2 separate regions of the Homo sapiens genome follow, and region 1 is linked to region 2. Evidence: chromatin contacts called from ENCODE Hi-C data. All regions are on one chromosome and are shown on one strand. The core of a region is the stretch at or near the end of the contact, and the rest is flanking DNA. Distances in the headings are between cores, read along the strand shown. Region 1 holds the start of CEP192 (centrosomal protein 192). Region 2 holds the start of MPPE1 (metallophosphoesterase 1).

What was found. A loop is a pair of places that touch in the nucleus more often than their neighbours do. Pooled maps may share reads with other maps.
Region 1: a map of CD4-positive, alpha-beta T cell shows a loop between it and region 2 (7-fold over the local background). The contact joins the promoter of CEP192 here to the promoter of MPPE1 in region 2. A Hi-C loop is called at or near these places in 2 of 168 maps with a recorded cell type or tissue (CD4-positive, alpha-beta T cell and CD8-positive, alpha-beta T cell) and 7 of 50 pooled maps.

What each region holds. Positions count from the first base shown.
Region 1 is chr18:12,989,827-12,993,394 of GRCh38, reverse strand. CEP192 (centrosomal protein 192) reads right to left here and starts at 2,033. Exons shown (of 45, transcript NM_032142.4): 1 at 1,958-2,033. RefSeq lists a silencer at 1,772-1,851 and enhancers at 2,332-2,711, 3,102-3,568.
Region 2 is chr18:11,907,011-11,910,614 of GRCh38, reverse strand. MPPE1 (metallophosphoesterase 1) reads left to right here and starts at 2,298. Exons shown (of 11, transcript NM_023075.6): 1 at 2,298-2,414. It overlaps LOC101927511 (a long non-coding RNA gene), which reads left to right. Exons shown (of 4, transcript XR_007066296.1): 4 at 1-66. RefSeq lists a silencer at 1,506-1,905.

The sequences.
Region 1 (3,568 bases), core at 784-3,283, 1.1 Mb before region 2:
GGCAAGGGCAGGTCCTGGAACCAATCCCATGGATAACCTGAGGGAACGACCATACTTCCAAATGGCTCTCTGACATCTACCTTACCCCCGAATGCAATACAAAATACAAAACCAAACTTGTTACCTTTCCTCCATTCATTCCCGCCGTTATCTTTAGTCTTCACCCAAATCCATCCCTATTAACTGGCAATACAAGCCTGACACCTAGGACCATCCTGATCCCTCCTGCTCTCTCACCAAATTCTAATGCTTCTAACGTCAAATACACTTCTGGAGCTGAGACCCACTTCTATATTCCTAATGCCCGTTGCCCATCACTTTTTATTCTGAACTATCACACGAGTCTCCCAACTAGCCTCCCCAAGTCTAGCCTTGTAATTACTAAGTTATTCATTCATATACAGACATGTAAACTATTAAAATTTATAGAAAACTCTTCAACAGTTGTCCCTATTTAGAAGGGCCTAATCCAAAGAAAACTCAGAAATTATGCAAAGGTCATTCATGCAACATTCATTATCAAACACAAACCATGAAGAACCCTCTACTTGGCACCAAGAATGCAAAGATAAATAAGGCAGCTCCCCTCAGGGAGCTGACAATCCCTGTCAACTACGATAGTGTTAAGTGCTTCAACAGAGCTTTGCTAAGGGTGCAAAGGTAACAAAACCCACGGGAAGATTCCTCAAGATGTAACCTAATACCTAGTCTCTTCTCCAGAAAAGATTACACTTGTAAACCATTCATGGACATAACACATTCCTAAAGGAAATTTCCTTTAATTTCTCACATTATTGCATTACCCACCCCTCCTCCATCATCTCAAGTGAAGACAATATTTTTCTTCTATCCTATTTGAACTGAGTGGCTATATTTGCAATTTCTCTTGCTATTTCCTTAAAGTAGTGACCTCAAATTTCACATCTGGACTCACTAATTACATTCCTAGGTACATAAAAGATTACTGACTATAGTCATTAATCGTAGGTCTATGTATACAATTAAACACATTTAAAAGCACACGCCGTGGAACCCAAAGCCGAGTCAAACTTCCCCAAAACTCATCATTTACTCTTGGCACTTTAAGATATACTTTAAAACTAGGTAGGCATTTGGTATATTATTGTTCAAGGCTTGCCGTTTTTGCCTAGAAAACTGAAATTTGGAGAAAAAGTTGATTTTGGAGCAGTAAAAACGCCAGTCGAATGACCTCAAAATAGTAAGAGCAAATGGAAATATGGTCATATAAACAGCTGTTCTCCAAACGACTGACTTGAAGAGGTCCTCATGTTTTACTAAACAAACTCTGAAAGTAACAGCAAAGTAAAAGTAGAGTGTATTAACATTCGTCTCATTTCACGTTCTGTTGATAATGAAATCATAGGCAAGGAATGTAGGTAAACTATTAGGAATAAATGAACGCAACCTAGCAGAAACCAAATCAAGTGAGTAAACGGAAGACAAGGGCATTAAGTTAAGTTAACAAGGTTACTTCCTGGGTCAGAATTTTAAACAAAAAGGAGGAACAGAACCGCCCATCACAGGGCACATAAAGGAAACATCACCGGTCACTTCACAAGCACACTGCAAGAAACTCCAGAGGGTAGCACGGAGAGGGCCTGTCCCTCAAGAGGTGGAAGTCCCCAGACAAGAGGGGAGGAAAGAAGGACGTGATCCCCTAACAGTCTGTCTCATCACGCCCGGCCAAAGCCCGATGACACAGAGGCGTGCAATTAATCCCAACCAGGCGGAGCTCAGCTCAGAGGCTGCGCCAGGCGCAGAGGCGCGGGAAGCGCGGCAGTCCCCTTGCTCGCGCCCTGAGGCCGCCCCACAGCCTGCGCCCCCACCCGGCCCAACCGTCACTGTCCCGTCGGTCCGGCAGCCGAAACGTAGGCCAAAGGTGCATGCGTCTGCCTCCCGCCTAGGCGCAGGCCGAGGCACCAGCGTCCCCCCTCACCGAGCCCGCGTCCCCGACTTCGGAGGGCAGTGTGCAGCGGGAAAGTCCACGGACTGAAGAGGTGTCCCAGGGCACTGCAAGTGCGCGTGCGCGTGGCCCCCGCACCGGCTGGAGCCCGGAACGGCCGTACCGCGCCCGCCTCTGGTTTACGTCTGTTCGCGGCACCAGGCAAGGGGAGGAGACTGAGCTGGCTTTTGATTGGACAGCGGGAAGACATGGGGCGGGAAGAAGCCCGGTGATTGGTGGGGACAGCGCGTTCCTGGATTTGAAGCGAGGAAGCCGCGCGCCCTGCGAGTCCGGAGGAGGAAATGGAGCTCTGCGCTGCGTGGGACCCGGGGGACGGCTCCCGTTGGCGCCGCCTTCAAGGTCTTGGCGAATTTGAAAATAATGCTTACTTTATTCAGTTTGGGTCTCCAGGGCACCGCCAGTCACTCTATGCGCAAAGAAGTATCCCCCGCCAACAAATCCCCCCCGATAGGTTTCGTCCTTCCGTGGGCAGATGCAGACCTTTCCTGTTGGTAGGCGCTGAAAGGCGTCAGGTTTCACCTTCAATCAGCTAATTCCTCGGGATCCAAGTTTCATGACATTTCGCCACATCTAGTCGCCTCTTTGTGACAGAGTAGGCTTTGTCTCGATTGCTTCCTACTTTTCTCCATCCTTCTTAGGCCACAAAACCCATCACCGCCATCTGCTCGGCACAGGCCCTTAACTACTTCACTGAGACCATGCCTTTCACTCAAAATGTATCTCAGTCTTTTTCAGTAAGGTCCCTTATCTCAAAATTTATTCCATATAGTCACAGAGGGAAAAGAGTCCCTCTTTTCCAAAGCTAACTCCTTAACTTCGTTCAAGTTACTGAAAGATGTCCGGCGCACCTTGGAGGAAAGAAGAGGGAAAACGCAAAGTTTAGAAGTCCCTAGACCTGAGGTTACTTGGTGGGGAAAGACGTCTGTTTACTTGACCACTTTCTACCTCCTGCAAACATGGCTCACCTGTCATTCTTGGATATCCTCTCCACTGGTTTCCTTCTCTCTGCCTACAAAAATGCAGCACCTCTCTACCCAAACACACACACCACACACCCATACACCACACACACCACTCACACCACAAACCACACACACCCACATATGCACCACACACACGTGTGTGACACGTATACACACATCCATACACAACACACACCCACATACACATCACCCACACACCACACACACCCTCCACACACAAACACCACTCAAACCACACACCCACACACACCCCTTCCTTGATTCTGTTTCATCACCTAATGACCATTCTTGTTTCCTTCCCTTAATGGTCTCCACTTTTTTTTCCATAGAGGAAGCCAGGCTTCCACTTTTTACACCTTATTTTGACGCATTTCATGGTGTCTAGCTGGGTCCTTAAAACTTTATCAGGAATAGACTCCTAATTGTCAAACTCAGTGATATCTCCACAGTTCGACACCTCTTCTTGGAACCCTGCAGCCTTGGTATTTGCAAAGAGTAATTACCTTTATTCTACCTTTGTCCACACTCAGTGAGCAAAGATAAATGCAGAAAATCTCAAGATTTTCTGAATCCCAAAAAAGTAAGCCAAATGCTCAGCCCT
Region 2 (3,604 bases), core at 1,049-3,548:
ACTTTGTTCTCTAAAAAACTCCAGGAATTTGTTATTAAATTTTATTAAAGCAAATCCCAGAAATAATATAATTTGCCTGTAAATATGTTAATATGTTTCTCTGAGGCCTTTAAAAATCATAGCCACTATGGTATTATCGTAATAAAATTACCTGAAGTTATTTAATGTCACCTAACATTCAGTCCATGTTTAAGTTTCCCAATTTTTTTTTTTTTTTTTGAGATGGAGTCTCACTCTGTCGCCCAGGCTGGAGTGCAGTGGCGTGATCTGGGCTCACTGCAAGCTCTGCCTCCCGGGTTCACACCATTCTCCTGCCTCAACCTCCCGAGTAGCTGGGACTACAGGCACCTGCCACTACACCCGGCTAATTTTTTTTTTTTTTTTTTTTTTTTTAGTAGAGACGGGGTTTCACCGTGTTAGCCAGGATGGTCTTGATCTCCTGACCTCCTGATCTGCCCGCCTCGGCCTCCCAAAGTGCTGGCATTACAGGCAAGAACCACCGCGCCTGGCCGCCAATGTTTTTAAAAATGCCATTTATTTATGTAAAAGTTTGTTTGTCTTAATCATGACCCAAACAAGGTCCACAAATTGCATTTGGCTAATGTGTCTCTCAAGGTCCCCCCACCCTCTTTTTTTTAAAGACATGGGGGGTCTAGCTGTGTTGCCCAGCCTGGAGTGCAGTGGCTATTCACAGCTGTGATCATAGCTCACTACAGCCTTGAACTCTGGCCTTAAGCAATCCTCCCACTTCAGCCTCTGAACATTTATTTTTGAAAAAAGAAATTGGGTCATTTGGTTTGTAGAATTTCCCACATTCTGGATTTGGCAGATTACTTCCTGGTGGTGTAATCTAATGGGTTCATTTGGCCCCTGTATTTCCTTTAGCCTGTGATTAGTGTTATAAGCTTAACTGGTTCTAGTTTCCCTTTCTTTGTTAGTCAGAGAGAATACTTTAGAGGTGAGGCTGCAAACAATCCACGGTGCCATATTAGTGTGTTTATGGAATCAGGCTGTCCCAGTTTCGATTATGTCAAAGTTGTTCACCTGATCATATCTGAAGATATTACAATATTCTTAATAATAATAACCATTTACCGCATACTTATTGTATACCAGGCATTTTGCTGGCTGTGTCCTATATAATTCCTCAAACCACATCTCCGTGTATTAACCACACTCATAGATTTGTGAAAATGTACCAGAATTGACTGGTTGGAAGGCTCTATGTGGATTATTACTCTGAGCATGTTTACTTCTTGAAATATGAAATAATGGCTCCTGCTTTTAATATACAGGCTTATTTTGAGGATTTTTTGAACGGATGTGAGAGCACTTAGAAAACTGGAACGCGCCGCGCTACACCATTAAAATTAGTAACATCAGTGAGAAAAAAGCAAGTGCATAATAAATATTATAGTTATCCTGATTGTCTCCTTTATTCATCACACACTTCCTAAGCACATCTCTGGAGGGCACTTTCCAAGGCTCCGGGGGAGGAGAGGAAAGAGGCGCAGCCAGGCCTGGTGGGTCCCGGAGGGGCAGCGCGGCGCGGGAGGGGAACGGGGAGGCACGGCCTGGCTGCCACCGCGCGCGGAACCCGGGAGCGGCTCCGGGGCTGTCAGCTGCCCGCCTGGCTCCTCCAAGGCCTGGAGCTCGGACGCGGGCTCTGGGGGCTTCTGGGGCGCGGAAGCGGGCTCGCGGGGAGCAGTGGCCGCCCCCGGCCGCCGCGGTGGCTGTGCTCAGAAGCCGGCCCTGGCGTCAGGAGGCCGGGCGCGCGGCGCGGGGCGCGAGTTCCCCTGCCCGCCTGTGCGCCCCGCAACGGGCCTTTCCTGGGCCCTAACGACAGCTCGCCCGTGCTTCGCCCTCGCAGCTCTCCTGTGTCCCCAAAATGCCTTTCCCGCGTCCCCCGCCCTTCAGCGGTGACTGCCCAGGGGACTCTGTAACGCGACACTCAGACTGCCGAGCCTGCCAGGCACTTCGCGGAGGGCGCTAGGGGCCGGGACGCGGCCGCCGAGCGTAGGTTCCGGCCTTTACTCCGAGTTGCGCACGGAGCCCCAGCTGCGGTTGTCCGCTCTGGGGATCACAGGCCGCGGAGACCCGGGAGCCACCCGCCGGGCCCCTTCAGACGACCCGCTTCCGCAAACCGGCCGTGGGACTCCGGCGCCGGGCGGACGAAGCGGCTCCGGGAAGACTCGGTCTTCCCCGCCCGCCTGAGGTCGCCGGGGCGGGGCTTCAGTGACAGGCCCGCGCGCTACCGCGGAAACAGGAAGTTGGCTGGGTGCGCGCCGGCTCCGGCTGCAGTTCCCGGGTCCCTCGGCCACCGAAGCCACCCTGCCCTGGTGAAAGGGCTCCCGCACCGCCCGGTGCTCCCCATCTGCCTGGCGTTGTGCGCAGAGCTGGAAAGCATGGCTGTTGTATGTATTCTTGCGCCCGTGTGACAACATTTAAACTTCTAAAAACGGAACCTCCTTCCGTGTTAGGATTGCAAGTTAACCTAGGAAAAACAGCATTCTGCAAATTATTTGCTGGAAAATCTCGGTGACTTAAGGCCCATGTATTACTTTGCAGGGGTCTCTCACTCTAGTTTGCTGGTGTAGATTTTTTAAAAAATCCATCTTATCAAAAAATACCGTTTAAGGTGGAAAATTTCAAATGCAAGTCGCAGTTGATGAGATTGCAATTAATATATTTAAGATAGTGAATTAGAGAAAAACTACAGGTCAGTGCATATTAAGTATTTTTTTCATATTTTGGGGGGATTAGATTTTTAACGATAACTTTGAAGTTAAAAATTAAAAGATAGGCTGGGTGCCGTTGCTTAGGCCTGTAATTCCAGCACTCTGGGACGCTGAAGTGGGAGGATGGCTTGATCCCAGAGATGCGAGACCAGCCTGGGCAACATAGCAAGTCCCCCGCCCCCACCATAACAACAAAAGTACCAAAAAAAAAAAAAAAAAAAGCCAGGTGTAGTGGCACGCACCTGAAGTCCCTGCTACTCGAGAAGTTGTGGGGGAAAGGATCGCTTCAGCGCAGGAGTTTGGGGCTGCAGCGAGCTGTGACGCAGCCTGCGGTTGACAAAAAGTCAAAACTCTATAAAATATTTGAAGGGATTAATTCTGAGCCAAATATGAGTGACCATGGCTGGTGACACAGCCATTTGGAGACCCTGAGAACGCGTACGCAAGGTGGTCGGGGCCCAGTGTGGTTTTATGCATTTTAGGGGAGCCATGAGTCATCAGTCAAATACATGTAAGATTAAGATGTACATTGGTTCGGTCCATAAAGGTATGACAGCTGAGGAGGTGGGTGGGTCGGGGGTTTCCGGGTTATAGGTAGATTGAAAATTTTCTGATTGGCATTTGGTTGAAAGATTTATTATCAATGGAAAGGAATGTTTGGGTTACAATAAGAGGCTGTGGAGACTGAAGTTTTATCATGCAGATGAAGCCTCCAGGTAAGTTAAGTGTCCAGCATGTTAAATGCTGGTCTGCTTTTCCTGAATTCTAAAAGGGAGGAGGATGAAATGTGTCAAGTTCCACCCCCACTTCCCATCATGGCCTAAACAAGTTTTGCTTAAAACAACCTAAAACAAGGTTAACTCTGG